Linked DNA regions of Homo sapiens: region 2 is linked to region 1. Evidence: chromatin loops called from intact Hi-C (ENCODE). Cell type or tissue: heart right ventricle. All regions are shown on one strand. Each heading gives the region's core, and the rest is flanking DNA. Links, peaks and the distances in the headings are about the cores only. Region 1 overlaps SEMA5B (semaphorin 5B). Region 2 holds the start of SEMA5B (semaphorin 5B).

Evidence for each region. Hi-C counts contacts between places; a loop is a spot of excess contacts. Peaks named below come from ENCODE experiments on the same cell type or tissue, not always from the same donor. Only the 100,000 strongest peaks of a DNase experiment are listed, where the experiment ranks them.
Region 2: a loop joins it to region 1, with 5 times the contacts of the local background. A loop is called at or near these places in 86 of 110 quality-filtered maps.

What each region holds. Positions count from the first base shown.
Region 1 is chr3:122,943,510-122,959,783 of GRCh38, forward strand. It overlaps SEMA5B (semaphorin 5B), which reads right to left. Exons shown (of 23, transcript NM_001031702.4): 3 at 4,997-5,200; 4 at 1-26. Among named protein-coding and RNA genes, the nearest start is that of LINC02035, 65 kb to the left of the region's middle. In heart right ventricle, for the core only: a CTCF peak has its summit at 9,295 (motif pointing right); no DNase peak of the experiment used is centred there; H3K27ac peaks cover 131 bases.
Region 2 is chr3:123,015,213-123,031,486 of GRCh38, forward strand. SEMA5B (semaphorin 5B) reads right to left here and starts at 12,551. Exons shown (of 23, transcript NM_001031702.4): 1 at 12,252-12,551. RefSeq lists enhancers at 5,222-5,887, 5,888-6,552, 13,155-13,662. In heart right ventricle, for the core only: no CTCF peak of the experiment used is centred there; no DNase peak of the experiment used is centred there.

The DNA of each region.
Region 1 (16,274 bases), core at 7,750-10,249:
GAAGTTAGAGACCCACGGCTGCAGGTCTGGTGGAGGGAGAGGCAACCCTGTGGTTACTGTTGGGCCAGAGGCTCCCAGCTGCATCGCAGCAGACCACAGAACAGAAGGGTGAAAGTCAGGGGGAAGTGGGGCGGTGGCACCCGGGAGACCTGGTGCCACCTGCCCACCTCTGTGTGCCCCTAGGGACTTGGGAGTGGGTGTTGTAGTCATTCTTCTGCCACACTCCTTAGCTCAGAGGAGGGCACTACCCTCCCCACAGAGGCATGAAGGGATACTTATACTCGCCCTTGACTTCCCCCAGACCTTCACTAGCCACATAAGTACACACTGGTAAATCCTGCCTGTTCTACCTCTACACTGCCTCTGAAATCCATCCACTTTTTTCCCACTGTATCCCACCTACATCCAAGCCACCACCAGCTCTTGTCTGGAGCAGTGCCAACAGCCTCCTAACCAGCCTGGCTTCCAGGCCTGCCCCTCGAGTCCTTTTCCCACAAAGCAACCTGAACGCTTGTTCTCAAATGCAAATGTGGTCATGTCACTCTCCAGCCCAGAACCCATCCATAGCTCCCAACTACCCCCAGGAAAAGTCCAACTCCTGCGAAGGCCCTTGGGTTCTGGTCCACTGTCCTCCCAAGTCCAGTGCCTGGCACAGTGATTATTTACTGATCCCCTGAAAGAATGATGCTTCACCTTTTACATTCCCTAAACTCTCCACCCCAGCCACACTAAAACACTTCACACTTCCCCAAATCCATCCCACAAGAGCCTGCAAACCTTTGTGCTTCTGTTCTCCCTTGATGGAACAATTCCTGTTCACCCCCATCCCTACCTCCTCCAAGAAGCCTTCTCTGACTGCTTCAAGCCAGGCTAAAGGGCTCCCATAGTCTTCTACTTTACTGCCACACTGTGTGTCTAGCCTGGTAGTTTGCCCTGGGGGCCAAGAAAGACTTTGCTTCCTAGATCTCCAGGCTCAGTCCAGCACCTAGCAGTGTTTGAACGAATATATGAATAATCCTCAATTCCTTCTTGTATGAGGGGAATTGGATTTTCAGACAAGATTCTGCAGAGGTGGGAGGTGCAGAGATTGGGCGGTCAGTGTCCACCCTGCCTCCAAGGAAGGTTGTTCCCAATCAAGGCCTTTCAAAGGGACTGGGTGGGCAGAGAGGAGACCTCACGGCCTCTGGGCGGATGGGGAGTGGTCTGGGAGGGCCTGCTTAGAAAGTGCCAGCTGACTCGCCCGGTTTCCCTCCTGCTGGAGACACACTTCTCCCTTCTTGATTCACAGCCTCCTGATAGCTCTCCCTCAGCCTATGCATGACCCATGGATGGGTGGGAATTGGCAGCAGTAAGGAGAGAGCCATGGAGCAGAGGAACTTTCATGCCGCTGTTGGTAAAGATTCAGGGTAATGGGAGGCACTGTGCTTTCTCCCCACAGTGCCTTAGCAACTGACTCACAGAAGGGCCAGGAGAGAGAGAGAGATAGAGAGAGAGGCAGAGAGAGAGAGAGAGTCTGTGTGTGTGTAATCCAAAGGAAATAAATCATTGCTCATTATCCCTCCACTACAGAGTAAAAGCAGCCCTTCATTTCTGCACGACAGGCAAACATTTAATCGCTCCCTGGAGAACTGGAGGTTTTGTGAGTTGGATGTTTTTCAGAAAACTGTGATAGGCATGATTAAAAAAAGAAGAAGAAAGAAATTCTGCAGCAAAATGAAGCAAACCCCTTGGGCCTGCCTTTGCCCCCAGCAGGTGATTATAGGTTGGTGACTATAGGTTGGCAAGAATTGTCATGTAGTCACGATGGCTTTTGGGCAATATAGGATAAGAAGTGGATCTGGAGTCTGGTGGGTTAGGTTTTTAGCTGACCTCTCAGAAATCCTGGATAAATATTACATTACCTTAGAAATGAAACCAAGGATCCTCCTCCTCCAGGAAGCGTTCCTGGATTACAACCTCTCCACCCTGATCTTATTTTGCTCCACATTCTCTCTATTTTTCCATTCCATTCACATTGTATGTTATGGTGTATTTGACCACTCTGAATGTGGTCAAATATTTTCTGTGTGTGTAGGGCAGGGTCTTCCCTGTCCCTATGAGACTGGGTGCTCCCTAACAGCAGCAAGCACCTTAATTTCCTCCTTCCCTTTCAACAAGGGCATTCCAGATGTAGGCAGCTAAATGAGGGAGGAGGTGGCATGACGGGTCTGCAGTAGATACTCCATCTGGGGACTTCCCAGCTCAGTCTTCACTTAGGCCCTTTCTTGGGGAGGAGGGGAAAAGAAGAGGAAACAGGGTACAAGATGGGATAAAAATGGGGAGGTGGGGGTGGGGGCATGGAGGGTGGTGGCCTCTTCCAGTTTCCGTCCCTCTCCCAGTAGCCCTCACCCACATGGGCAAGGGGGATGGGGGAAGTGGGGAGAGAAGGAGCCGGGCATAGCACGGGGATCCTAGGGGGGCCTTGGGAAGGGAACCAGCCTGCTCGTATTAAACAGGCCAAGGGGACCAGAGGGAAGGCTGTCTTTAAAACACCAAGCACGTTCCGAGCTCTGTGTGCGGCAAAGGCTTTGGACGGTGACTTTAAGAGAAAAAGACATTCTCCATGACACGCCTGTGATTTTAATTATAGTCAATTCAATTACCCACCTTGTGGATTAACCACCGTCATTTGTTAAGTCCAGGCTGGCTTCTCCTGCTGCCTGGAAAGGTAACACTGGCAAATGAGAGAATATGCAGGCTGAAGAGAAACACAGCTTGGCCCCCCTTAAGAGAAACCCACAGGGGAAAATTTAGCCTTACAAAACAGAAAAACAGCAGTCAGATTCTGTGACTGGCAGCTCCTCTAGGGTATTTAGGGGTTATTCACAGCTCAGTCAGGTGTCAGGGGAGAGGGAAACTCACAGTTACAAGGCTGGCAGCCTACAGATTGGTCAGAAAGGAAGTGTAACATCCTAGGGGGCTTGGAGGCTGGGGTTGGTGCTGTCCTTGATTAGGGCAACTTCTCCTGAACACAGCATCCCCAGAGCACAGTCCTTTGCCCAGCATGAATTGAGTCCCTACTGTGTGCTCAGCTGTGCTAAGGGATGTGGGAACACAAGAGAACCAGTCCTGGTCCAGGACCAGAACCAGTACCAGCTGGGCTGAGGGACCAAAGGCAGTGACTTTTAACCAACAATACGAGATCATTAGGTACGCAGAGGAAACTCTTGTTCACCTCTGAGGCCCCACAGCATCCCCTTCTGTGCCTGGCACAAAGCAGGGCCCAATAAAAATTCAGCAAACGGATAGGAAAACTCAAAGCTGTCAGAATGGGGAAGGGGAGAGGGGCATTCCTTCATTCTGTAGGAGGATGGGGCGAGAAGTCAGATTCATTCAATGCATACCTGAGGGTCAAAAATGGTCTCAAGGAACCCAGGCACACACAGAAGACATCTCCCACCTCTCTGACTTCCTCCCCCAACCCAATTTGCACAGATGGAGACCTGATTGGTCGGGAGACAGGGATTCCCCAGCTCTCCTTCCATGTCCCTGCCCCCAGACTCAGCCAAGCCAATATTGCCCCCAACAAAGCCCCTGGGAGGAAATGTTTCATTAGGAGCTGCCACAGAGGCCCCAGTGTGAGGAGGCTAGCCCTAAGAATCCACTCCTTCTGTCCCCCTCTGTCCTCTTCAGTGACAGCCACCAGCACTCCAGGAGCCATCAGAAGTCTGAGGGTGTGCACGAGTTTTGCAGGCTTAGGACATTGTTAATTTACTTTAATCCACTTAAGCCTTCAAAGCCTTGGATCCCAGCTCAAACAAGACAGCGCCGAGAAGACAGCTGGAAACCTTCCTCCCTGAGAGGAGCCAACCCACAGCTGGGAATCCCACCCTTCCACAACACCCCCAGACTCTCATTCATACTGCCTCTCCCACCTCTCAAATCCTAGGCCTCATTGGTTGATTTTTCCAGCTGGGTTCCATCTTACCCCACCCACTCCTGCAGGATGGGGCTCCGCATGTCCTCCTGTATGGGCCACCAGAGCATAGAGCAACGGATCGCTCTGCAGTGGGCAGTGGACAGAGCACTGCACGTGGAATCAGGAGCCCAGAACTGAGGACTGGCTCTGACAAGCCTCTCTGGCCCACCATGCCTAGGCCTTCCCATCTGTAAAAGGCAGTGACGATCTCCTGGCACTGCCTCCCCAACAGGGTTACTATGAGGAGGAAACCTGCCAGTGTCCCTCAAACTTAAGAACCTAGGAACCCCTGAGACTACATCTGCAGATCCCAGTGTGAGCTGCCAAGTAGGTGGTGGTTCAAGAAGTACTAATGTGACTGTAACACAACCATGACCCCCCCCAAACTGTGTAACAGATCGTGAGAGAATGTCTGGTATTTGTGTTTTGTTTTGTTTTTTTTTAGCAAGTATTAGAATGTATATACTAATTTTAGAAACTCTTATCAAGAATTTACAGACCCCTTGGAATATGTCCAGTGATTTACAGATCCCAGTTTGGGAAACACTTTCATAGGACTTTCTCATACCCTCCCTTGACAAATAGAAGGAGTTATGAGTCACCAGGGCCCTTGCACCGGGGTTTCCCAAGACCCTAAAGAGAGGGATCCCTGCAGCCCCTTAGAGCAGAAGGAAGCTTTCCAGAGATCTCCAGGCACCTCCTAATGCATGAGTCATGCTGAGACCCCTGGCCACCCCCAGCCAGGGCATCCACAACTTCCTTTTCTAGCAAAAGACTCCCCTTACCCCAGGTTGGCATGCATGAAGGGCCTGAATAAATTACGGAGAGACAAAAATTAGACCCCTCCAGCCCATTGCTGCCCATCCTTCTTAAAACATCCAGCACCAGAGGAAGAGTCTCAGGACCCCGGGACGGGACCCAGCAGTTAATGAACATCCCAAGGACATCCAACAGCCAGAAACATCCTGCCAAGGTCTGACCTAAGTCCTTCAGGACACGGCCATTGCAAGACAGGGCCAAGTAGGAAGCAACTCTTACCTTCAAAGGCCACGGTGGGGTGCTTGCTAAGGGCGCACAGCTGCTGCTCACTGCTGGGCTCACTGGAGACATCCTGGGAGCTGGAGAGGTGGGACACCAGCAGTGTGAGGCTGGGCAGCAACAGCGAGACAGCCAGGGGGCCTGCAAGCACCATGATAGGCCCCTCTGCAGTCCTAGCTCCGGGAGGCAGACAGGGGAGAAGACCTGCAACGTAAACACTCAGTCTCACCAAGCGCTCCCTCCAACTGGGCCCACTTCCCTCAATTTCCTTGTGGTTACAGTGCCCCCACAGGATTTGAAAAATAAATTTCTATTGTATTTATGTTACTCAGAGTTTGCTCTGCTCTAGTAAATGCGAAGATATAGATCACTCCCTGAAAGCTAATTTCCCTTGTAATAGCATTCTGTACAAAACTGACAAATTATAGTGCCTTTTCTATTTATGATCCCAAATGGTTTAAAATTAGTTTTAATGATAAAGGTAGTATCTTAGGGATTTTAATAAATGGAGCTGAGGCCATGGGTAGCTATTTGTAAAATGATAAATCTGGATCCATAACTCATACTTTATATACTAGGAAAAAATTCAAATAGACAAAAGATTTCAATGTTAAGGATAACAATCATAAAAATACTAGAAGAAAATTCAGGCAGGATCCTTTATATCTTGGCATGGGAAACCATGGCTCAAAATCCAGAAGCCATCAAAGAAAAGATAGATAAATTTGACTACATTAAAAAACAAACACCTGCACTTCCCCCTCCTCTCCCCAAAAACAACATCAATCAAAATCATAAGGAAAATGACAAACTAGAAAAAATATTTGCAATTCATATCACAGACAAGAGACTAATATTCCTAATATATAAAGAACTGAAACTGCCTTTGCAAAAAGTATGACAGTGCAGGAAATCTGACCTAACAGACTCCATCTTGCTTCCAGCCTGCAAGTTGCCCTTGCTCATTCCTAGGCCTAGGCCAAGCTAACTGTGGAAGGAATTTAGTTTACAGTTTAACTTTGAAGCAGAGAAGATTACAGCCCCTTCCCAAAGCAAACCACCTCCTTGCTTGGAGATCAGATCTCCTTTATAATACTAACAAATTAGCCACATTATAAGACAGTATGGCTCAGGAGTCATTCAGCCAGATGTCACAAGATTCCTAATTGCTCCTATAGATAACATTATTGTAAAACCTCAGATTGGTGTTCTAGGTATTTTTCAGACCCTGCATTCTGTTGGATCTGCTGATGCCACCCAGACTGATAAACTGGTTCATCTGACCTTGTGGCCCCCCGACCCAGGAACTGAACTCAGCACAAGAAGACAGGCTTCAACTCCCTGTGATTTCATCCACGACCTAACCAATCAGTACTCTCCACTCCCTAGCCCCACTGCTCCCCAAATTATCCTTTAAATTTTGGGGGAGGCTGCTTTGAATAATGATAAACTCCTGTCCTTCTGCTTAGCTGGCTTTGCATCTATTAAGTTCTTTCTCTATTGCAAAAACCCGCTGTTCTCAATACATTGGCTTTTCTGGACAGTGAGCAAGATGAATTCATCGGGTGATTATAGAACTTCTAGGAATCAAGAAGGAAAAGACTAACAATCCAGTAGAAAAATAGGCAAAGAATATACATACAAACAAGGGCTTAAAATATGAATGACACTTATCCTCACTCATAACAAGAGCAACACAAGTTAAAACATAGACTGAGATACCACTTCTCATCTATGGGTTTAGCAAAAATCCAAGTTACTTGCTGCAGTCTTCCGGTGAAGCAGTGGGGAGAGGGCCACTACCATATACTACTGTAGGGGTTGGGGTGTGCAAGATGGCACAATCCCTGTGGGGTGATCCTGGCAATATCTGGCAAAACCACCCATGTATTTACCCGTTGACCTAGCAACCTAATTCTTTGAGTCTACACTCTTTCTCCTTGAAGTGTGTTCCACAAACCAGTGTCAATTCACACACTGGAACAACTCCACAGTCACAGAAATGCAGAGATTTGAGAGTCAGTGTTTAAAAATCTTTACAATAATTTGACAGAGTAATTTTATGTGTATTGAATCTAATAACAAAATATTCAGGTTTGTATGTTGCATGTTTTATTTCAATTCATTTCTCTAGTAATTTACTTTTATTGAATTTTACGTAAGTATCCATCTGTGACAGATTGTAAATTGAAAAATCAAACCTGCCTCTTCACAGATAGTTGAGAGGCAAAAACAGACCACAGAGGCACCTGCACATGTGCAAAGTGACTTACGAATGAGATTGTTCATTGTGCCATCCTTTGAAAGAACAGAAAGGCAGAAAACAACCAAATATTCAGAAACAGGAGATTGCCCAAATAACCTAGGGTGTATCTTCACAATGGAATATTATGCAGCTGTTAAAAAGTGTGAAGATTTTCTCTATTTATTTTATTTTATTTTTAGAGAGACAGGGTCTTGCTCTGTCTCCCAGGTTGGAATGCAGTGGCACGATCATGGCTCACTGCAGTCTTGACCTCCTGGACTCAAGCGATCCTTCCAGCTCAGCCTCTCTAGTGGTTGGGACCACAGGCATGCACCATCATGCCTGGCTAGAGGGGCATGCTCTGTTGTAAGTGGAGGGGTCTTGTTCTGCTGCCCAGGCTTTCTGTAGGTTTTGATATGGAAAAATATCCGTATCAAAAAAGTGAAAAAAGCAAGATGCAGAACAGCTTATTAGCATGGTAACTTTTGTGAAAATAAGACAGTAAAAATAAGAACACATGTATTTATATTTGCTTATATTAGCATTGATATACACTAGAAAAATAAAACAAAACTAATCTTTGTAGGTTATCTATAAGTAGCAAAATGGGAATCAAGGCTTCTCAGTAAATACCTTTTTATATTATTTTCATTTGTGACCAGGTAAACATATTGGCTACTCAATAAAGTTTTAAGATTTAAGAAACTTTTAAACAACTAGTTTGGGTTCACTAAAACTCCTGGAAAAGCCCTAACATTTGTCTAACTTGTCGCCTTCCACCTCCTCTCTCCTTCGCTAGTCTGTCTAACATGTCACCAAGCCCCGCTGACCCTACGTCTCGCAAAGGTCTCTAACCCAGAGTGACCTCCTTGGTGTCATTTTCTTCAGCAATGAAATGAAAGGTTGAACTAGATTAGGGATCCCTGACAGGAGCTGGGGTGAATCAGAATCATCCCCCTGAGGGGGCAGAGTCCTGGGCTGGCAGGTATGGAATTCCCAGGTGATTCTGATGAGCAGCTCCCAGGGTAGAAGCTGGAGGACTAGAGGGCTGGGGCTCCTTCCTGCTCTAAGAGTTTTGCCCCAACCCTTCCTCTCTCTTCCCTTCCTACTGCCCCTACCTTACTCCAGGTCTGGAAAATTACAGTAGGATTACTTTTTTCCTGCCTAAGTTTCTTCACGTGTGTGTGAAATGGAATAATACCCATCACTGAATGGCTGCAAGCCTCCAAGGAAATAACAGCACGAAGCCAGAGCACCCAACTGACCCCTTCTCCCCCCACTCCCTCCCTGGTCTGCACCCCACAGGGAATTAGGACCCACAGCACCTTTTTGATCCCCTTATCCTCAGGCTCAAACTCGTTCATACTTTGCTCCTCCCCAGAAGGGCCTAACCATTCCTCTTAGCAGAGACCCTCTGGGAGGGAGATTTGATCCAAACCTACTCCCTTGAATGATTTTTCACACCGTCACTCACATGGAATTTATCCTCAGTGCTAGCCTGGGTCCGTCCTGTGGCATGGGGTTTCGCCGTGCTGTCCATCCTTGGAGCCCACCAACCCCTTTTCCTGACATTGACCCCTGGCCCCTCAAACAAGGCCACAGGGCTGGGGAAGAGGGATTCAAAGGGCAAGGCCAAATCTCTGGAGCCAGACAACCCGAGGCCCAGTCCTAGTCCTCCTCCTTGCTAGCTGTGTGACTCTGGGAAAAACACTTAACCTTTCTCTGCCTTAGTTTCTCCAAACTGGGGATGATAATAACAACAACAACTTCTTCAGCAGTTGTGAGGAGGAAAGGAGTTATTACCTTTAAAAGGCCTAGGGCAGTACCTGGCAGACACTGAGTGATCGACTAGCATGAGTCATTCTGGTGCTCTGGGGAAAGAGGAACAGGGACTGGAGCACTTCCTTTTGCCCTCTGACACTTATGCTGGATGCCCTCTGCCTGCACCTCCACATTTGCCCTGGCTCTCCTCCTCCCTGCTCTGCGCCAGCAGGGAGGTGGATGGATGTGGGGGAACTGCATCCAAGGAGGCCCTGCTTGGGTTTGGCCAACAGAGGGAGGAGAAGGCAGCAGAGTGAGCACAGCTGCATCCCTCAACAGACCAGAGCTCGTCTGCTTCCAGGCTTGGGAAGGAAATTGCTCCCTCTGTCCTCCCTTCAGAACTAGGGGTGGTGCCGCCTCCTTGCTTACCAGCCCCTGCGTACTGCACAGGGAGTTATCCCATATGGTTCCCAAACCCCCTTCCTACACCTTTGTAAACAGTTCCTTTATTAAACTGCCCTCACATTGCCCTAAGTGAGTATGTCATCTGTTTCCTGGGGGGACCCTGACTGATAGAACACCTCATTAGGGATACTCAATGCATATGCAAATAACAGCTTTTTAGCCCTTAGCTGGGGCTTTTCTCTTGTCAGCCCCTAAGAACAGCCAAGGTGCCAGGACAATTGCCCTCCTCTCCCCTCACTCTTTCCCACCCTCCCGCTAACCTGTGCTCCCTTCCCAGGCCTCTCTGCCTCCCCGCCCCAGGTCTGACCACCAGCTTCAGAGCCCCAGGCCTAGCCCTGTATGTGGCCAGATCCTGAGCTCCAGGGGCCCGAATTAGGAGCATATCCTGGGCCTCTTCTCCTACCCTGAACCCCAGGCCTTAAGGTACCTAAGTTCTGCAGCAGAAGTTCCATTCTCATTAGATTTTTATGTAAATATGTCCTCCAACTCCCTCTTGAATCAGTAATTGCTAGATTAATATTACTGTGTCCACCTCGGCCCCAGCACAGCACGTCTGTCTGCTGTTTCAGGAGAGAAGGGAAGGACAGGACATGACGGGTGGGGAAAGGATGGAACAGGGCCTAGATCTGGGATCTCCTCTACTCAATTACCTTCGCTCCAGGTGAGGCAAGAGCAAGGAGTCTATGCCTGCAGCTTTGCAAATTTCAGCACCACTGCAGGTATCATACTGAAAAAAGAAGAGTGATTGGTTCCCATATCACTGGAAATGTTATGGGGTCTGACTTTTCGAGGCAAGTTCTAGAATTGGGAGGTGACTTCCCAACTCCCAAGAATTCCCTATCTATGGAAATCATCTCCCCTCCATTTATGGTCAAAGGGGTAGGCCCCAGCAGCCTCATATGTACCATGGGGTCCCCATCCCAGCCATAGCTGCTTATACCAGGATGGTCATGTGATCAAAACAGACAATTCAGGTCTCTCCCACAGCAATGTGGGTGTGTGAACCCCCAAGGTCAAGTCAGTCTTTATAGAGGAAACTGGAATATGTAAATGTGTGTGGTGGTCATATTCTTCTGTTTTTTGTTTGTTTGTTTTTATGAGACGGGATATCACTCTGCTGTCAACCAGGGTGGAATGCAGCAGCATGATCATAGCTCACTGTAACCTCAAGCTGCTGGCCTCAAGTAATCCCTCAGCCTCCCAAAATGCTGGGATTACAGGCATGAGCCTCTGTGCCCACCGTGGGGCAGTTCTCTGCTACCTGCCATGTGAGCTGAGGACAATCTGAAGACAAAGACCAGTGACAGGAGACAGAGGCATGCTGACAGCTTTCCAGTTCCCTGTTCCAGCCCTTTCCTGAGGTTTAAATACATTCTACTTCCATGAGCCACCCCCACTCCCAGACCCTTGTAATAAAATTTCCCGTTTTTACTTAATCCCGTTGGAGTTGTGTCAGACTAGGAGTTGCCAACAGGCATTGCCTCCTCAGTCTGTCCTCGCCTTCCTCCTTTCTAAAGGAGCCTCTGCTTCATGAGGGCAGGAGGCAACCTGCCCTGCTCAAAACTTTTCCTAGTCTTTCAGGAAGAGGTGGCCCATGAGATGAATGAGGAGGTTGTCAGTGGGGCTTACAGGGACGTGCTCTAAGAGGGCTTCCCTTTTTCCAGAGTGGTTGGCAGATAGGAGGAATGGTGCCACAGTAGCCATCTGCAGCTGGTAAGTGACCTTTAGCCATATGCTAAGGATTGCAAAGCAGATCAAGTCAGTCTTTGCAGGGGAAACTGGAACAGAAAAATATGGGCCCTGTGGGGTGGTCATCTTTTTTTTTTTTTTTTTTTGAGACAGGGTCTCACTTTGCCGCCTAGGCTGGAGTGCAGTGGAATGATCACAGCCACTGCAGCCTCAACCTCCCAGGCTCAAGCGATCCTCCCTCCTCAGCCTCCAGAGTAGCTGGGACTACAGGCACATACCACCAGGCTGGGCAATTTTGTTTTTTGTTTTTTTTTTTTTGTAGAAACAGAGTCCACTGTGTTGCCCTGGCTGGTCTCAAACTCCTGGACTCAAGCTATCCTATCACCTCAACCTCCCAAAATGCTGGGATTGCAGGTGTTGAGCCTACCTGAGTAGTCATCATCTTCTTCTTTTTTTTTTTTAGACCGTGTCTCTAAAAAAACAAAGGACGTGACCTTTAGCCATATGCTAAGCTAGGTGGAACCTGGAATGTTGAAGATGGAGCCAGCTCTGTTCTGTCTACCTCCAGACTCCTTTCCTATGCTTGCTGTGTCTCTCGTTTCCTTCTCTGCAAAATGGGGAGAATAATAACACCCAGCTCACAGCTGTTGTGGAGATGAAATAAGTTATTTTTATCTAACAGGCCTAGAACAGCATCTGCCACAAAGTAGGCATTGTATAAGTGCTATTATTATTAGCGAATAATACAGTCTCAACTAGTTTAAGCCCTTGCTTTTCACATCTCAATTATATTAACTAAATATAATTCCTATCCCATACAGTTTGGTTTCTCATACGTACAACCAAATACTCCCAAGACAAACAGAAATTTCTATTTCTAACACGTCTGTCTGATTTGATGTTAAAATAATTCCAGAATTTCCCCACCAGCAGTGCATAGCCAATCCAATTATCCCGAGGGTTGTATAGTATCATAGAAAGCCCTGAGCTTGGGAGGCTGCTCTACCTGGTTGCAAACCTTGGTTTCATCACCTGTGAAATAAGGTTAATAGCTTCTTGCTTAGAGAGACTGCTTTGATACACCCAGAACTAAGTCTGGTACCGAGTAGGCTCTTTATGAAATCCATTAATATTAGTTTACTAGTATATGTAAAACATATTCCACTAGTTACCTAAGTATCTGTTCATTCATTTACATAATACTTCACTGAGCATTTACTGAACACCTACTATGTGCTGGGCCCTGTATAGATGAGAAAGCGGGGAGGAGGGAGGTTCACAAGACAAAACCATGGTCCTTGCCTTCAAGGAGCTTACAGTCTAAAAGAGGAGAGGAGACATGTCTCCAGTGAGCACAGACAGCGACCCATGGCCCCGGGTCTGGATGGGGAAGGGGGCACAGATGGCCAGTGCCTTGCCCTGCCTCGGGCCTGCTTGGCATTGGAGCTGGGGCAGGGTGCTCTAGGAGTGGGGGAGGGGAGATGCAGCACCAGCCAACTCCTGCTATTTTGGGAAATCTTCAGCAGTGAAGAAAGCATTTTCCCAAATCTTTGGCCAGAGCTTCTCTTGCCTTCTCTCACGCTGCTGTCCCAGTTCCCTGTGGGTTCTGGGTTTGGGGTCACTCTTATGGTGCCTGGAGGCGTGTGAATGCACGCGCATGTGTGTGAGAGAATGCACGCCCATGCACACGCCCCCTGAGGCCTCCCCACCTTGTATGGGACTTCTCCTGGGCTCATTTTCCCAGCACAGAGATTAGGAAGAGGGTTTGCTGTAACAGGGGGAGTGAGTGAAATTGGCGAGTGACAGTGAAGGAGCGCAGAGAAGTGGGGGCAGGAGCCAAGGCCGGAGCAATCAAGAGGCCTGCAGCTACACAGCGACCGGTGCCCTCTGCTCAGGGGCGAAGGATGACGGAGACAGAGGCTAAGAGAGTGTGTATCAGAGCTGAATTCCCCCACAGAGCGCAAACCAGTCTCCCAACAGGTGCCCCCTGCACAACCGAACCCTCCCCCGTTTTCAGACAGGGGATCGCCCAGACCACCCCGGGGTGGGTAGCAGCTGAGTTGCTGGTACCATTCCATTCAGCACGAGGATGCATCGGGCCGGCTCTCCTGCAACGTCCAGCAAGACAGATGCATGGGTAGAGCAGCGGGAAGCAGCTGATGTGAGTGCCCTAAAAGGGAAAAAACGTCCTGGGAAAGCGGGTGACGGGCTGCAGTCAGGCGGGTGTCTAAGAGGCCTCACGTAGAAGGCGGAACTCTCTTGAAGGGAACAAGGGTGGAGCTTCCCCAGCCATCAGGGGCGAAGAGCATTCCAGACAGAGGGCACAGCAGGGGAAAGACTTGGCTCTGGCCTATCCTTGGACAATCTGGAGAAGCTGGTGGAGAGAGGCAGAGAGGGAGATGAGTCTGGAAAGCAGGACCGAGGCCAAATCACAGTGAGACTTGAGCACAAACCTAAAGATTCAGGAGTTTTCCCTCTGCTGAAGAGGAGGATTTGTGGATAGTTTGGGACAGTAGAAAGATGTGGTCAGATCTGTGCATGCTTTGGGAAGTTTGGTGGCAGTGAGCAAGGGGACAGGTGGATTAGAGCAGGCCATTTGTCAGCAGGGCAACTCTAGACATTGGGAAGCTGGTCTTGCACCCAGAATGCAGCTGGATCTCAGCCCAATTTGCAGCCTTGTGGAGAATTCCCCAGTCCAACTGTGGGGCTTGGCTCCAGACAGAAGCAGGGAGAATGAGGGATCAGGCTGGAAGCCGTGTGGCCCACAGAGCTGCACCCAGGCAGGAGCAGCACGGCCACTCATACTGCGGCCGACAAGGAGGTCCTCTCCAGGGTAACCTCACACTTCTTTTCTTTTTAGTGTAAAAAACCATGAAAGGGTGTCATCAGGAAGAAAAAGACAACCTACGACCCTAAAAGATGGGGGCTTGAGTACAAATGCCTGGAGCATATTGACAGCATGCTAGGCACTGTGCTAAGTAAGCTCTTTCCCTGCAAGATCTCACAGCAGCTTTGCAAGAAGGCCAAGAGGTGCCCACATAAGCATCATTCTAGAAGCTGAGGCACTTGCCCAAGGTCCCCCTGCCACTGCCAGTGAAGCTGGGATTTGAATCCGCGACTGTCTGCTGCATAAGCCCACACCCTGGGCTGCTACACTCACCATCCTCCCTGGAGGACAAACTGGCCCCAGCCTTATCGTTGCATTCCACAGCCCTGGCTCCAAGTGCTCTCCAAGCAGCCCTCCCAGTTTAATTTGGTTTTCTGAGTTGGCTTCCTTACTAGGGAGAGTGCTTTCTGGCTATAAATTATTAAGCTGACTTCCTGCTGCACACCAGCCTCCTGTGAATTTGGGCTGTGGGAGGCAGTTTTTCCCAGGTCCTGAATGGCTCCAGAGAAACAAATTCTAGAGGTTCCAGATGGAGAGGGCAGACTCTGGAGCCCCAAGCCCAGAGTGATGACAGCCACCTGGCAGCTTCCCCCAGCCCAGGCCTGACAGCCAGGGGCCAGGGTGGGTGGGAAGGAAGGCGATGCTTCCTTTAGTCCCCACCTCCAGCTCAGTCCATGAGGACCTTTGGGGAAGGTGATTCAGGCCAGTCCTCTTCCCCAGGTCCCCTCCATCCTTGCCTCCATTCAAAGTCTCCACTTGGCTTCCTGCCTGGGAAAGGGGGAGAAAAAGAGAAGGAAAATAAAAGAAGAGGAAATAGAGGGGAAACCAAGAGCAGGGAAGAATGTGTACTGTCTGCAGTTTGGCAGGAAGGGAAAGCATTGTGGGGGCAGCCCTCTCCTGCCCCTGCCCAGGGCCACCGAGTATGGTGGCCCACAAGTGGGCTTCTCCGTGGGGGTGGTGAAGGCATCTTCCCACCCACACATCACTCACCACTTGTGGGGCCAAGCTTAGCCCAACTCAGCACAAAGATAAGATTGAGATGCAGATGCCTTCCCATTGCTCTGAATAGAGCAGATTTGATACGGATTTTCCTCTTTTCTTCCCTTTTAGACCATCTGGGGGACTGGGGCCCAGAGGGAAGATTTGGACCAGAGAGGCAAGGCAGAGGGAGGAAAGCCTTCCTAGCACTTTTTAGCTCTAAAATCTATGGGGGGAGGGTATGGGGAGCCTCTCCTACCCCCACCCCCTTGCCCTCTCCCAGGGGCAACTTCATCCCCTGCCTCTGCTTTCTGCAATCTGGGCTGAGTTCTTCTCTCTTCCATATATTCCTAGAAACCTCCAAGTCACGCATGTGTGTCATGAGTGTTCCGGCAGTCCTCCCTGCAGTCCCACCCACATCCCTCCAGCTGCAATGGGGAAGATAAAAGGAACAAGGTGATGACCAAAAGTTTAACAAGAAGGGCTCTGACACAGATTACATGGTTCAGCACTGTACTTTATAGATGAAGAAACTGAGGATGGGAGGAGACAGCAAGATTGGGCAGGGAGCTCGCGGCAGAGACTAAGTAATAGTAGGATTAAGTAACAGTGACAACAACAATAACAACCATGTTATTGTGTACCCAGAAGTGGTCTATGCTCTTTATATTATGCCGTTTAATCCAAACAATAACCCCGTGAGGCGGGTATTGTAATCGTCGCCATTTCGTGGATGGGAAAACTGAGGCACAGACCAGTTAAAAGTAACTTGCATGAGGTCAGACTGGTAAAAGCTGGATTCAAACCCAGGCAGTCGGGCTCAGGAGTCTGCCCCTTACTCAATGCCAGCACACCACACAGGACACAGCCATTTAGAAAATGACATTATTTGACATAGCCATGTGGGTGGAGCCCAGGCCACTCCAGGGAATGTTTGCAGATGGCGAAAATCTCATAAACATGGTCTATAATCTTCTGTATTTGTGATCATAGAGACTGGTCTTGCTCCTACAAACAGAGTAAGTCAACACACGGTAAGGAATGAAAACAAGAAGAATATAACAAGAATGTTTACACCACTTGGGAAAACAAAGTGTGAACATCGTGAGGGCAATTGTGTAGAAGACAGACATGTGGAGGAAGATGGACCAAATGCATGCACAGAGAGCATGCAGCCATCGGGGAGAACCAGAGCCCTGCCTCATAGAGTAGTAGTGTGGCTTAAATGAAATAAGGTGAATAGCATGTTTGGT
Region 2 (16,274 bases), core at 6,265-8,764, 70 kb after region 1:
CTCAGTGTGGGGTGTTTTGTTACAGCTGCCCTAGAAAACTAATACAAACACAAAGGTAAAATTGGGAAGATGTGGCTGAGTGCGTTATGTTAAAGAGACCCTGGGGTGCTGGTTGGCTGTAAGCTCAGTCGAAATCAGCAGTGCTGTGTGGCTGCTAAAGACAGCCAGATCAGAGTTGAGGCTATGTTAACAGGAGATGCACTAGCTAAGCATACGGGTATGCTGGTCAGGCCTCACCTGGAGGGCCATCTTTGGTCCTGGAGACCTCAACTGTAGAGAAGTGGGAGATCTTCAGAGTCCTATGCCCAGAGATGAAGAGACAAGCCAGAGGAGGACTGCTGAACTGGGGAAGAGGTGGCAGGCTCATCAACTTCCAATGTTTGAAGAACTGTGGCATGGAAGAGGGATGAACACCCAGCCACAGCGAGAAGAGATGGAACCCACAGGGAGAGAAACAGACTTCAGAGAAATAAAATAATTATATTAGGCATTGTCACCCAAAACATCAAATGGGCCGTCTCATGGGCACCTGAGCTCTCTGTCTCTGAGAAACTCAAGACTCCACCTGCTGACCACTCAGTAGAGACTTGTGCCAAAGACTCAGGCAACCTGCAGCTCCAAAGAGGGTCCACTCACATTCCCAGCCTGGCTTGACACCAGCAACTTGAGATTCTTACCTATTTAAAGTTAGAGGCCACCATGCGATGTCTGGGCCTCAAGACTGTTCATCTATGGCTTCGGCAGATTAAACTGTGTGCTGACACAGGGACTCATAGGCCTCAGAAGATCAGGTTTGGTGAGACCCAGGTCCACTGGAGGGAAGAACCTGCTCATGCTCACAGAATAGGGTCCCAGGAGGATGAGGGGTGGGAAGGAAAGCTGCCCTGACTCTCCACTGTCCAGGGAGTGAGGGAGCTGGCAGCCCAAGCCTTAATTGATCCCTAACTTGAGGGAGCCCCACATTGGTGTGTGCTGTGAGGGGACACAGAGGAACCTACACCCAGACCTCTCTTTGAGGGGCTCAGGGAAAACTCACTGGGAAGACAGTATTCTGTAGGAAAGGCAACTGTGATGTCGGTAAGAAGATGCAGTGATCCCTAAGTATACCTGGGGGACCAGTCCCAGGACCTCCTGCAAATTCTCAAATGCACAAATGTTCAAGTTCCTTATATAAAATGGTGTAGTGTTTGCCTATAACCTACACACATCCTCCTGTATACTTTAAATCATCACTTAATTACTTGTAACACCTAATACAACGTAAGTACTACGTAAATAGTTGTTATACTGTGTTGTTTAGGGAATAATTACAAGAAAAAAGTCTCTGTACATGTTTAGCATAGATACATTTAAAAATTTAATTTAATTTAATTTTTTTTAGAGACAGGATCTCATTCTGTCACCCAGGCTAGAGTGCAGTGATGCTATCACAGTTCATTGCAGCCTTGAGCTCCTGGGCTCAAGCAATCCTCCTGCCTCAGCCTCCCAAGCAGCCAGGACTACAGGTGCATAACACCATACCTGGCTAATTTAAAAAACCCTTTTTTTGTAGAGGTAGGGAGAGCCTTGCTGTTGTTCTGGCTAGTCTCATAATCCTGGCCTAAAGTGATTCTCTGGCTTCAGCCTCCCAAAACACTGGGATTACCAGTGTGAGCCACTGTGCCTGGCCTCAGGTGCATTTTTTTTTTTTTTTTTTTTTGAGACGCAGTCACTTTGTCACCCAGGCTGAAGTGCAGTGGCGCGATCTCGGCTCACTGCAAGCTCCACCTCCCAGGTTCACGCCATTCTCCTGCCTCAGCCTCCTGAGTAGCTGGGACTACAGGCACCCACCACCACGCCCGGCTAATTTTTTGTATTTTTAGTGGAGATGGGGTTTCACTGTTAGCCAGGATGGTCTTGATATCCTGACCTCTGATCTGCCCGCCTCAGCCTCCCAAAGTGCTGGGATTACAGGCATGAGCCCCCGCGCCTGGCCCAGATGCATTTTTTAAAAATATTTTCAATCCAAGTTTGGTTGAATCCTCACATGGATTCCACAGATACAGAGGGCTGACTGTACTTTCTAGGATTATTAAGTAATGAGCTCATTTAATCTTCCTTTAAACACAGCCCTACCTCATCTTACAGTTAAAAAAAAAAAGAAAAGAATGCTCAGAAAGGGAAAGGAACTTATACAAAACTCACAACCAAAAAGCAGCCACGCTGTGTTTGAAGCCAAGTCTGTCTCATTTTCAAACCCATACTCATTCCAAGGTTCTCTAGTGCTTCCCTAGTAAAGGGTTGCAGGTTGTGAGTTTCAAATAAGCACCACAAGCATCCAGCAACAGAAAGAATGACCTAATGTGGTCTAAAGCAGTGTCTCCAACTGTAGCATGCAACAGAATGACCTGCAGGGCTTTTAACAGCACAGGTTGGCCAGGCGCAGTGGCTCACACCTGTAATCCCAACATTTTGGGAGGACGAGGCAGGTGTTTCACTTGAGGTCAGGAGTTCAAGACCAACCTGGCCAATATGGTGAAACCTCATCTCTTCTAAAAATACAAAAATTAGCCAGATGCAGTGGCGGGTGCCTGTAATCCCAGCTACTTGGGAGGCTGAGGCAGGAGAATCACTTGAAACTGGGAGGCAGAGGTTGCAGTGAGCCAAGACTGCATCACTGCACTCCAGCCTGGGCGACAGAGTGAGTGAGACTCCATCTCAAAAAAAGAAAAAAAAAAAAAAGGATTTTTTGCTGGACCCCAGACCAGCAAAAGGTTGGTTGAACCTTTTTAGTGGGTCTGGGGTGCAGCCCAAGAATTGTTGCATTCTTAACGAGTTCTGGTGGCACTAATGCCACGAGTCAGGGGCTTCGCTTTGAGAATTCCTGCTCTAAAGAAATCAGGAAAGGAAGTGGTGTTCCAGCCTCAGAGCCGCAAAGACATAGAGGTACACTGGTTGGATGACCATCTGTTCCCAGGGCAGGAGTCCTGCAAAAACCAGGCAGCAGAACTGCTGGCCAGTGCTGAAACAGTTTACTGTTTACCCATCTGTTTACCCATCGGGTTGGGAAGATGCTCATTCTAGAAAACCTAGGTTCCTGTACTTTTCACTCTGGGCTCTTCTGGTTCTCCCGAGCTGAAGAGTATGTTTTTCCATAGGAAGTCCTGCTTCTTTTGTGGTTGACCACAGTCACCCTCAGCGTTTTCTCCCTGTCTTAACAGAGGAGCTTCTTTCACCAGACCTTTTGTGGCTAGGCTTCCCAACCTCCTCCTGACACCAGATGCCCTCCACGAAGCACACTTGAGTTGGGCAGGGTCCCCTCTCAAATCCATATTCATAAATAAGCACAGAATGACCAGGAAGAACCCAATCGGGACCCCACATTTCTCTTAGCTCCATTTAAGATGGTGTTGTTTTGAGCCACCCCATCACCTTGTCGGCTCTGATGAAGCCTATGCACAATTAAACCCCTCAGATCTTTTTCTCAGGACCTCAACCAAATCAGGTCTGTCCCCAACATCCAATTCTCCACTTTAAACAGTATCTGATTTCCAGTAGAAGTCAGACTGCCTATCCCCTGTCATGACTATAGCATGCCTCCCTGACAGCCTTATATTCCATACTGGGAAAGTAGCACCCAAATTCTTCCAACTGGCTGGAGAAGCTGTAATAGGAATACGTCATAACTTGGACCTGCTCAGCTGCAAGGCATGCTGGAATCTTGGCAGCTGGTCAGTGAGGAGCAAGAAAAGTTTTCTAGCATGGGTTACCTGGATAAAGGGATGAGGACATGACCCAGGAAGTAAAAAGGAAAGGGGGGCATTGATGAATAGCATCCCCACTCTACTGCTATTTGTACTGAGAAATGCCCCTCTTCTGCTGGAGAAAGACACAGCATATGTCCATGGGATGCTGAGGGAATATTTGTGAACAACTTGTTGACAACAAGCCAAGAGTTAACACCAAGAGGATTGAGAAAAGCCTATGTAGTGGTTAAATGTGTAGGCTCTGGGTTTAAATCCCAGGTCTACTACTTATTAGCTGTGTGACCTTGGGCAAATCATTTTATTTCTCAAGGTTTCAGTTTCCTCATGAGGAAAGTGGAGATAAAAATAATATGTGGGCCGGGCACAGTAGCTCATGCTTGTAATTCCAGCACTTTGGGAGGCCAAGGGAGGTAGATCACTTGAGCCCAGGAGTCTGAGACAAGCCTGGGTAGAAACCCCGTCTCTACATGAAACACAAAAGTTAGTCAGGCATGGTGATGCATGCATTTGGTCCCAGCTACTTGGGAGGTTGAGATGGGAGGATGGCTTAAGCATGGGAGGGTGAGCCTGCAGTGAGCTGTGATTGCACCATTACACTCCGGCCTGGGTGACAGAGTAAGATCCTGTCTCAAATAAATTAATAAATCTTTTTTTAAATGTGTACATAAGGCACCTGAGGATTAAAAGAGATAATGCACATAAAAAGTTTACCAGGCCGTTGTATAGTAACAACTGTATAAACCACAGCTGTTTTTACGGAACACTAGCTGGAAGGCATTGAGTGTTATGGTTCAGGGGCTGGAGGTACGAAGATGAAAGGGCTGAGCAGGTGAAAGGAAAAACAAGGATGCTGGAGGTGGGGGCAAGGGAGCCTAGGAGTTCCTATGAAGGGAGAGGCAGCATTCTGTGGAACTGATCTGGAGGCAGAGCCTAGGACCAAGGCTAGGTCAAGGGATTCTGACCTCAAATCAGGGACAGGGAAGCAGTCAGCGCGAAGCCTCAGAGGAGAGCAGTGAAAAGTGTTTCTTAAACTCTGAATCCAAAAACTTTTTATTGCTGTAGGAAGTCAGTCAAAAACGGTCTAAATGGTCCATGTGAAAAAGCATCAATATTCCACTTCTAGAAATCTGTTCTGAGGAAATAATCATTGATAGGCACAAAGATTAATGTGCAAGGATGTTCACTGCAGCATTATTTATAATAGTGAAAAATGGTTTACAATTTAAATGTCCAACCACGGGGGGTTTGTTAAATAAATTATGGCGCATCCGTATGATGGAATACCAGGCAGCCATTATAAAGCCCATCTTAGTAGGATACTTAGGAAGGGGGAAATTATCACAATATGCTGTTAAGTGAAAAGGCTGGTTACAAAAAGTACAATCACAATTTGGTTACATACCTATCTAGACGAAACATACAAAAATGTTGAATTAATATTCATTACTTTTGTAAATGCTTTTTAAGAAAAAAATGACCAAAAGGAAGTAACCAGACAGGAGCTCTCACAATCAGCTTATAATAGAAAGTCATTAAATTCAGAACACAAACAGTAGCTATGATCTGGATGCCAGGAGCTATAGCTGGTGCCCATTAGAAAGGACCTGGCTGTTTAGAAGGGTTGAGGGCTAAGAGGTTCTGCATGCCATTGGCATGAGGCCAGGTAGAGCCTAGAAAAGAAGATTTAGGTCAGTGGCTCTCAACCATGGCTGCCTATTCGAAGCTCAAAAAAATACCAGTGCCCAGGCTCCCCCCGCAGAAATCCTATCTTAATTAAGGTCTAGGATAGGGCTGGTCAAGTCTGTATTTTTTAAAGCTCTGCAGGTGGTTTTTACGGAAGCCAGTGAATTATGTGTTGAGCTGGACCAAGCCACGGTTACCTGTATACAGAGGTAGACTTGAGGCTGTTCACCCCACTTCACAGCCCTCTTCTCTCTGGACAGGGCCCAGCAGGAAAGTGAGGAAAGTCTCACTCTGGAACCTGGAGAGCTGTTGAAAGGGAGCATGTGCCCCAAGGCACCTGGTCTATGTAGAAACATTACCCTCAGCCTTGGGGACATTCATGTAAGTGCTCTTTAGACCTTGCCTGTTTGGAGCTTTTACCACAAGGACACTGCTCTACACTTAGACTCCTGATGGGACCTAGGGTATCCCTGATGCCAAACACTGAAAGTCCAGGCTCTACCAAAGGAGGAAGGAAAGAAAGCCCGGATCCCGGGAAATCTGCAGGGGTCTGACCCTGCATCAGCCAGAGCTAGTGGTATTTTCCTCTTCTGTCCTGCTTTCGGGCAGAAATACACACCAACCAACAGGGCAATGTGTAAACCTTAAAAGCAGTCTGCTTTGAGTGGATGAGGCCTCTCAGAGAGGGCTCCTAGCTTCCCCCAGGCGCCTTGAGGGAAGAGAAGCAGAGGGAGCTGGCTGCTAGAAACAAAAGTTTGTATGAAATGATAAGATCTGCCCCAGCTACTCACTACAGATATAGAGTTACTCAAGGCACCGAAAGCAGGGAAAGAAGAGGCCTGAGTTGGGTGCTTCACACACTTGTCCCTGAATAATTAAGAGCCAACTGCAGCTCTTTTGTATTCCTAACAGGGGGGCTCTTGGGAGGCCTTCCGGACAATGGCTAGGGCAGTAGGGAGGGAGCTATGGCTCAGGTAGACCAGTGGGACTGGCAAATAGGGATGGATCTAAATTGTTACCCTGCAAGCCATTTCCCTAAAGTTGCCTCCCAGGGCGGGCTTACATCAGCTCTGGCAGGGAACGAAACTGCGGACAGAACTGCGGTTAATCCAATGGTCAGCCGGTAACACACAGATTTGGAATACCTTTCATCTACATTTATATGTGCATATATGTATGTATGTTTATATGCACATGTATGCCTCAATATACAGCAGAGTTACCTTCCAGATGATATTTGGCTCAGGCTGAGGCAAAAAGGAAAATGCATTCTCTGAAGATGCAGTGACTGGCAGTCGGTCAGATGGGTTAACAACAGGGGGGTTGGATGGTAACTGGAAACTATCCTGAGACTCACATTCCCCACAAAGAATCCACAGAAAAGTCAACGAGCCACTCCTGGAAAATCAAGAAGCGACTGCAATATCCATTCAAAACCACTGACTTGAGGGCCAGAAAGGGCTTTAAGATTCTTCTGAACACCTCCCTTTCACAGATGAAGAACCCAGTGGTTTGGCAGAGGTGCTCAAGCAGAAAAGCCTCCCTCATTTCTAACCCAGCCTCCCCACTCTGTAACTGAAACCTGTAATTTGATCCTCAGGGGACTGGCAGGACAGATGGTCACTAAACATCCTTCAAGTACCAACCTTTCCCATCACAGAAGATGCTGGCCAGGACATTTCTGGTTCAAATGAAAGATACTCTGATAATATCGACAAGGCTTCAAATTCAAACAAGTTCCATGCGCAAGTCTGATTAAGTCATCCTTATTAAACGCAGAACAATGAGGACAGTGTCATGGCGGGATTCAGCACATACAGCATTGCCTTTAAAGCTTTCATGTACTCAGGGAAAGCCCGATGGAATCCTTGTCCTTCTATTTCAAGTCAGAGAGTGGAGGAGAATCAGCAGACCAACTGCCAAGAAGAGAGCTCAAGGTTAAACTCTCCTGACCCAGTCCCCATCCCAGAGGTCCCTCCTTCTGCTTTCTCTCCTGTGCCCAGCAGCAAATTGGACAGAAAACCATCTTCATTTTTTATTCCACTTTGAAGCCACCAAGTCGAATAATTTCTCACTGGTGAGTCCCCCACTCAAATCAGGACTGAGAGGCCATTCTGCAAGGTTTGGGTTTCATCTCTCATGCTCACTAAAACAGAAGGGAAGGGAAGTATCATGGCAGAGCCACACAACATTCAGCACCCTTCTGTCCCTTTCCTTTCAGAACTCGACTCTCAGCTGGAACTTCTCCCTGCCATTTTCTAGCATTCAAGCTGGTTATAAAGGAAATTTCTTCAGAAGGAGAGTATTGGAGGAGATCCATCTGAAATAGAGAATGGCATACACGAAGATCCTGTTCCAGATTACCCATTAGAGGATCATCTCCTCAGCTAAGGCAGATGTCATCAAACCAAAAGTCACAGAGAGGGGGGTTTGCAAAAGTATAGCACGATGCCAGTGAAAAATCCAGGTGTTGTCCACACAAGCTATAAATGAAGGGCTCAATTCTGTCAATTCAATGAAATTCCATTAGTCCAGGCATTTGCTTTGGCCTCTTGCCATACATTTAAGACCAAGTTAGTTAAGTGTTGTCATAAATTTAAGGCCAACTTAGTGATAGGTAAACTCATATGGAAAGATCTGAATGTAAAGAAAACTCATTCATTAGAAGTAACTATTTCCAGCACACACACACACACACACACACACACACACACACGAAATGAAGACAAGCTAGTGATCAAGGTGACTGAATGAGGCAAAAGATGGTCCCCAGAACCCACTGGGGTTTAGATCTTTAAGTATAAGTAACACTCCCTCCAAGCACTTGTGCATCCCCAGAGCTCCAGATGCCCAGATCTCCAGGAGCCTGGCTTTGCATCTATTTACACCACAGGTACAAAGTAGGTGTTTAGCTTTGATGAGTGAGGAATCTGAGGCACAGAGAGGGAACTTGGAACTAGGAAACAGCTAAGGTGATGGGATCCTAGCCCTCTCACCCTCCCCCAAAACCCTGGACTCCAAGTCCTTTGGACAACTCCACATTAGCTGTCAGGTCCCCCAGACAAACCCACAGGGGAAAAAACACCACAGTAAATCACCACAGATGTTGAGGCAATGCTGATAATTGTGTACCCTTAGTCATGCTGATTTACCCCATCCTGGGAGATCAGAGGCATGTGTTGTTTACTGTTGTATCCATGGCTCCTAGAACAGTGCCTGGCACATAGTAGGTGAGTGAACACAGGAGTTTACTGCCACTGGATGGTCTCTTTTACCCTGTACCCAGGCAGTGACAAAGCCAACACTTGAAGATCATGGGAAACATCTGTCTACTGCCAGGGTATAGGTGGTGGGGCACCAGAACTCAGCTCTGGGTTCTTTAAGGCAATATAACATAACAAGGTGGCATGCACTTCTAATCAGGGATCTTGTCTTTTTGTCTTCTTTGTCCATTCTACCACCTCAGTCATCAATGAAAGTGGTGAACTGGTTGGCTGGTAATGAGTTGCTAACTCAGATCATTGGATATAAGAGGGTGACCAAGACTAAGCACGGGAGTGTTATGGTCAGTGTTCAAATAATTGGACCCAATAGCATCATCTTCCTAAATACACATACTCCATCCATAAATGTCTGCTGTTCCTCTATCCCCTTGATGGGTTCCCATCCCTCTTTTTAGATCCCCACTCAGGCATCAGGGCTTTCTGGATGTTCCTTGGAATCTGCAAACATCCAATGTGAGCTTCTAGTCTTATCTCATCTAACCCTATTGCTACATTAGATGAAACAAAAAGTTATGGTTGAATTTTCTCTTTTTTGTAAAAAATAAAATTGGTTTACACCCACTGGATTCCCAGTGGGAATGGGGACAGGAGATCTGAATCCAGTCTTTGCTCTGCATGTGGAACCTTATATCAATGGATGTGATGTGCTCAGATTTGAGTAAAACAAGATGGCTCCCTCAAGGAACTTATCATCTGACAGAAGAATCTTAATGGGCCCTGAGAATGAGGGTGAGCCAAGGGCCCAACAGGTCAGAGGTAGAACCAGGCCATGAGATATTCCAGTCAATCCCCAAGGTACAGGGAGACAAGATAACATGTATATCCAAGGCAGATGAGCTCACTTCTTAGAATCTTAATATCTTTATCTATAGATATAAGGGGTCAGGCTACTTAAAGGCTGTTAATTGATTTTGTTAGGATCATTTCACTTGGCCAGTTTGGCTTTGAACTCCCAATTGTCCATAAGCTGGGCCACTCTAATTGCCTGATCAACACACTGTGACCTGCCTGCCCTCTGTAGGCATTTGAATTTGTGCTTCCCCTGACATGGACAATCTCCAGGGCCTCTCCCAGCTTTGAGTCTCAATAAGAAGTGACCACTGTAGGGTCTTTCAAACAAGCCAGGAAGTTCATCCTAAGACAAGAAAGTTTCTGGGGCTCCTCCAGTCCTAATGGGGAGGTAGCAATCTACAGTGTTGGGCTGGACCTCTCGGCTTCTCTGGTTTTCTAGTCTGGCACTAGAAGTGGTAAAGGAACTTTTTCCCCTCCCTAGTGGGAAAGGAGGTGCTGGCTGTCCTATCTCAGGGCAGAGTCAATAAGCCCAGCTCTCTGTCCCACCTGAGTCATCGAGTTTTTTTTAACCCTTCCTCTCCTAAACCCTTGGGTCATCAGGCACCTTGCTGCCTGTACAGCCACTGCATGTTCCTCTCCATGTTCTCCCTCCCCAAACACATAGACAAGTGTCTCAGGATCAAACTGGTGAACTTACTAACCTCTCTGGGCATGGGCTCGGCCCTGTACCTCTTTTTATCTACCAGCATTTAGCATGGTGCATTGCACATAGTAGGTGCTTAAACAGTGTTAGATGTCCACGGTGATGATTATGGTCGCTACTGTTGGCTTTGGAGGAGGAAGGCTCTGGCACTGGCTGCTTGGAAAAAGAAAAGGGATGGAAGATCTGCCATTCCTTCCCAAACTGGTGGTGATAGGTGTTGATATGGAGAAAAGAGCTCCCCCTGAAACCCACACTCACCTACACACACCTTTCCCAACACAGCAAGCCAGAGGCAGCCCTGCCCCGAGTGGTCTACCCCCACGCCCCAAGGCCCAGAACAGTTCTCACCGCCCCATGAGTGACCAAGTGGCAAGTTCCCCCATCTCTCCTATATTTTATCTCCTTTCCTCCTCCGTTGAAAATCTAGACTTCGGGAAAGGTACTGGCTGTTTCTTTCCAAGCTGCTTTCAAATCTGCCCCCCTTTTCCGTAATCTTGAGGTCCAGTTACAAGGTTCAAGTTCCCCTCTTGCCCCTTCCTCAAGGTCATCTGTCCCGGCTTAGAAAAGGTGAGAGGCCACTGCTGATTGTCAAGAAGAGAACAGGCTTAAAAAGATGAGCTGAAGTGGGGAGGCCGAGGAGCAAGCAGGCAGGGAGGGCTGTGGAGAGAGGCCCCGAGGCCGAAGTGGGTTGGGGTGCCTGAGAAAAGCGGAAGGAGGTCGGATTCACTAGGGGCTGAAGGAAAAAGATGGGGTTAGGGCCAGAGAAGGTAGGATCGTGGTGAGGTCTAGACACAGGCAAGCTTCCAAACCCTCAGTCCCAATTCCGTTGGCCGGGAAGGAGTGCATGCCAGGGTAGCCCGCCCTCCCGGCTCCTGCTGCTCTCACCCCGCCCCTCTGCAGAAAGCCTGGGCAGGATCGCAGGGGTGCGGGCAGAATCCAGCGCTCCTCTCTCCCCATCCAGACTCTCGGCCCACTCCCGCCTGGCGCGGCGGGCAGTCGGAACTACCCAAAGACTGGGCTCGAGGTGGGGGGCGGGGGCGGGGAGGAGGGGGCCAGAACGGCGCTGCAGGTGATCCTCCTCCTTGTTTAAAGTTTGCGGTGGGCAAAGGAGTCGGCTCCGTTGGGCCGGGTTTTCTCGAGCCTCGCCTTCTTCCTCCGCCGGTCCGGCGACCACTTCCCTCTTGGCTCCCGCCCCGCGCGGGTCCCCGATCCCCTCTCCCGTCTGCATCCCTCTCTGTGCCCGAGCGCCCCCCGCTCCCTCCCTCCTCGCTGGATCTCCCGCAGGACGTGAGCGGAAAGTGAATGGGCAGCCCCAACCACAAAGACAAATTACCATGAGAAACATAAATCGGGAAATCGCCGCTCGCGTCCCTGCTTCCAGCTGCCGCACCCCTCTCCACCCTCCCAGCCGGGAGTGCGGGGCCCTGAGCCACTGCCCCTGGAGCCTGGTGGGCAGAGTTCACGCTCCGCAGGCCTGGTCAGGGCAAGAGTGTCCTGGAGGCGGGTCTGGGAAGAATCCGGGCGGCGGCTCCGCAGGCGGCGGCGGTGGAGCAGGGACGTCCCTGAGCGGGAGATTTCACACTCTGGGCGGGCCACGCGTTCCCACGCGCCTCGCCGCCCGCACTCTCCCTCAGTGCTGTTTACTAGCCGGCCCTCTCTGAGCCTCCATCTCCGCACCTCTGTCCCTCCGTCCCTCAGCCTCACTCGTCCGTCTCCTTCTCCAGGCCTGGGTCCCGGGTCCCCATCGCCGCTGCAGCCCAGATGCGCCGACCACAGCCCTGGCAGGGCCCAGTGCAACCCGGACCCAAGCTGGCTGGCGGCGGGAACGCAGCAGCGATGAGGGCTCTCAAGCCGAGGTGGCAGCGGGAGGCGCGGAAGCCAGGGGACCCCCTGTCCTCCCGCCCGCAGCCTCACCTACCTGGCTTCAACTTGCCAGAGCCCGGACCCCTACCTCTCTACCCCGATACCCACCCGAGTTGCTGAAGTTTGCAAGTTGCAGCCCCAACCCGCGCAGGGGAAGCGCCCGGGGCTCCCGGGACTCACCTCCCAGAGGCGGGTGCAGGTGCCCGGTTCCCCGCGGCTCCCGACTCCCGGGCGGCGCGGAGCGGCGGGAGCTAACCAGATGGGCTGGCGGCCGGTCTGGGAATGGGGCGGCCGCGCAGGAACGGCCTCCAGCTCTCAGCGCTCCGGTGCAGTCCCCACCCGGGCCCGCGCCCGCTGCGCTCGGGCTCCCAGCAGCCGCTGGATGCGCTGCCGACCCGCCCGGCTCGGCGGAGCTGGGCTCTGGCACCAACCCCCGCGCTCCAACTAGCTCCCGACCCGGCGCTCGGAGAGAGCAGGGAGGAGGAGACCGCGGGAGCAGAAGGAGGGAGGGGGCGGTGGGGGAGGAGTTGCAAGCAAAGGGAGAGAAGGAGGGGAGCGGGAGCGAAAAAGAGGAGGGGGCTGGAGCAGACCTGCCGCGGCGGGCGCTGCACCCGCCAGCCTCGAGGCGCGCGGAGGAGCGCGAGGGGGCGCCCTGCATCCCGCGGCTGCTCGGCCGACTCCCGCCCCGGGCCTGCCGAGTGTGGTGACCAGCCCGGTGGGCCGAAGCCCCTTCCCCGGCCGGCATTCCGGCGGCAAGACCTAGGACTCCGAGCACTTGCCGCCGTTTGCCACATCCCGCCTTGCCGTTCTCGGTCACCCCATCTCGAATGTGACATCCCCGAGGGCCATCGGCGCGGCCTGCCCACCCCAACACTCAGGGCCTGAGGAAGCTCCCCCAAACCCCACTCCGGACTCCCACATTCCCCAGCCCCGTCAGTTCGGAACGATCTTCCTGCCTGTGGATTTGAAGGGGAAGGGACCTCGTGTAAAACGGGGGAGAGCCGTTATAACCTGCAGCGGCAGAGAGGGAGGCTAGGCTGCTGGGCTGGGCTGGAAAGCCAGAACTGGCCGGATTAGGGTTAACCTTGCAAACTGTACGATACCGAGCGAACCTCTCCAAGCCTCAGTTTCCTCAGCTGTAAACTGGGGTTAGTAATACGCACCCTACAGAATTGTGAAGAACGAGTAGGGGATACGGGGAGTAAAATAACATCAGGAACAGTGGGAGGGCAGCCAAGAGATGAGCGATCCGGGGAGGTGGTGGAGCGTTCTCAGCTGAGGACGGAAGGTTTAGCGCAATCACAAGGAGCGAGGCCGAATTGTTTACAAGTTTAAGTGATCTAGTGTTTCTGATGGCTAGAAGGCGGGAGAGAAAGATTCAAGGGGCAAGCTTCAAATCCTAGCTGCCCGGGCTGCAAGAGGGATGGGAAGGGAGCCCTCTGCTGAACAAAAAATATATTTGAAAATGTAAAAAAAGGTGACCTAAGAACGAGTGAGAAAGACAAAGGATTTGAAAAATTAAAACCAGGAAAGTGTGATTCTAAGAGATAACCAAAGAGAACTATGAAATAAAAATAGATAAGTTGGAGGAAGGAAAATATCAAAAGACTTTCTAGAGTATGCCAAAAATTGGATAATTAGAACAAAGTCTGAGTGAAGCATTTTACATAATAAAATTCTGGGTAAAGGAAAACCCAGATAAAGCAGAAGAATTGAGACACTAAGAGCCCCAGAGAAGCACCTCCTGCCTGCCATCCTCCTACCCCTGGACCATGGCAAGAAGCAGTTTGACAGGATAATGGGAAAGAAAGGGTGGTTCTGAATCCAAGAAGGGAGTTTATGAGACACTGTAAAAAGAGAAACAGTGCAAGATCTCAAAGATAGACTTTCTAGGGCAACAGAAATGCTGAAACTCATAATGTGCAGAATGGAGAGAAACTTGCAAAGGGAAAACACGCTCTGGACACAAAGGCAGAGATGCAGAGAAGAAAAGAAAGGAAACGGGCATGTGTGGGCATACCAGTCTGGTAGCCCAGTCTGGGGTAAAAATCAAGTTGGAAGAGGCAGCATGGGATATTGAGTCCAAATCTATCATTTTATCAACAAGGACAATGAGCTCTGGACCATTCTCCCAGAGTCCCAGGCTGAGATAGGGATAGGTCTCCTGATCTCCACCGTGGAACCTTTCCACTGCAATGAGCGTGCCCCCCCCCCAACCCCCATTCCCTGCAGAGCCATGGGGAATGTTTTTGTCATCACAAAAAATAGAAGTATGTGCAATATAGAGATACCTTTTAATTAACACAAAAAACCACGAAGCTATTCCATACTGCAGGACCAGGGAATGAACAGGAGAGCTTCCAATTTGTCTGGTTGGGAGAATAGACAAAATGCCTTCTGAGTGGCTCTGTCAGCCACAGCTCTCCCTTGAAAGATAACCAAAATATTCTCCACCCTTCACACATTCTCTCACCTGCCCTCTTGTTTGCTACCATGTTTTGATTGTGTTCATTCTTTTCTTCCCACTATCATGTCAAGGCCTTTCCTGGCTCTCCCTCTCCATGTTATAAAGTGGAGAGGGGGTTTGGGGGCTTGGCACAGGAAGGGAAGAGAGGAGACTCCAGGCTGGGGACACAAAGAGGGAAATTTTCCTTTTCAGGGGAAGCAGGAGCCAGGACAAGGAGGCACCCAAAGAGACAGACCAAGTAGCAGGGCAGCTAGCAACATTGGGCTAATTAATCCTAATTGCATCCTAAAGCATTGTATTGATTAACAGTGATTACTCAAGAGCTCTCAATACAAGAGAGCTTCAGAAGCCCAACCCTCCGGAAGAGACAGTTTCTTTACTGGCCTGGCTTACCACCTGCTCTTTGGCAAACCCAGCCTGGTTAGAATCTCTGAATCATTTACTTGGAACAAAACCTGGAGCATTGATTCCATCACCACAGTATCACAACCAGCTTCTGCCACCTTCCTTAGACCTTTGCAATAACCTATAAGATAATTGCTTCTGTTAGGAGCAATTCTTCTTCTACCGAAACATTGTAATTAAGCAGAATGGAAATATAGTAATTAACACAGTGTTATCTCAAGCAAACAAGCTAAAGAGCGGTGAATATAGGGGGTGACGGAGTTTTTAGGATTCACTCTTGACCTAGAAATTCCAAACTTATCTTGAACTAAGGTTGAAAGAGTTTAAGAAATAGATCCAAATTCTCATGCTCAAGAGCAGGAAAGGGTGGAAAAGCTAGGAGCACAACACTGTCTTCTTCCTCCCACCTGAGGGCATTTTCTGGGAGATAAAGCTAAAAAATGAGTGCAGGCTCTCCCAAGAGGCCATCTCTCTCTCTCTCTCTCTCTCTCTCTCTCTCTCTCTCTCTCTCTCTCTCTCTCTCCCCTCTATGTGTGTGTGTGTGTGTACACATGCTTGTGCATAGCCCAGGCACAAACACAAACCTTGTCTTGCAGCAAAAGGCAAACAGCCAGTCATATACTAATAGGAGACAGAGAATTGAAAATAAAAAGACAGCACGTATAATGTCCAAATTGTTTTCTGCTCCCAGAATTGCCTGCTCATTGTGCCTGGGGATGGCAAAGAAAAAAGAAAATTCCCACCCCAGAAGTCATTGTCAATTTGTGAACCAAAACCTTGCTCAGGTCAGAGGAACTGAAGTGTCACTGAATGACTGCTTTGCCATTGTCCTGAACTAATGTGAAAGAAGAGATCTTCCTTCCTTCCTTCCTTCCTTCCCATTTAAGTGTCACTCACTAAGCTAGGCAGAGAGGTCATAGGAAGAGCTTCACAGGCAGGCAGGGGAGGCAGACGTAATCATAGCAAATGCAAGGACTGCCACAGGATGGGAGCTCTGCGGGCACATGGAGAGCCAGTTACCATCCTACCAAACAGGACAAAGAAGTCTTCATTGGAAATGGCCATTCTAGCTGAGAATGGAAGATAAGGCAGGAATTTGCCAGACAGAGAAGCAGGAGGAGGCAGAGTATTCCAGGCAGAGGAAGTAGCATGTATAAAAGCACAAGGCGATATAATTAGATTTCTGTTTGAAGAATTACTTGCCCCTGGTTAACAGATTCAGAGAGAGCTGAAGCAGTAAATGTGAGCAGGTGTTTCATGTGGTGGAAAGAGCACCGCACCAGCAGTTAGGGCTCCCCAGTCCTAGGATGAGCTGGGCCACTGATGAGCTG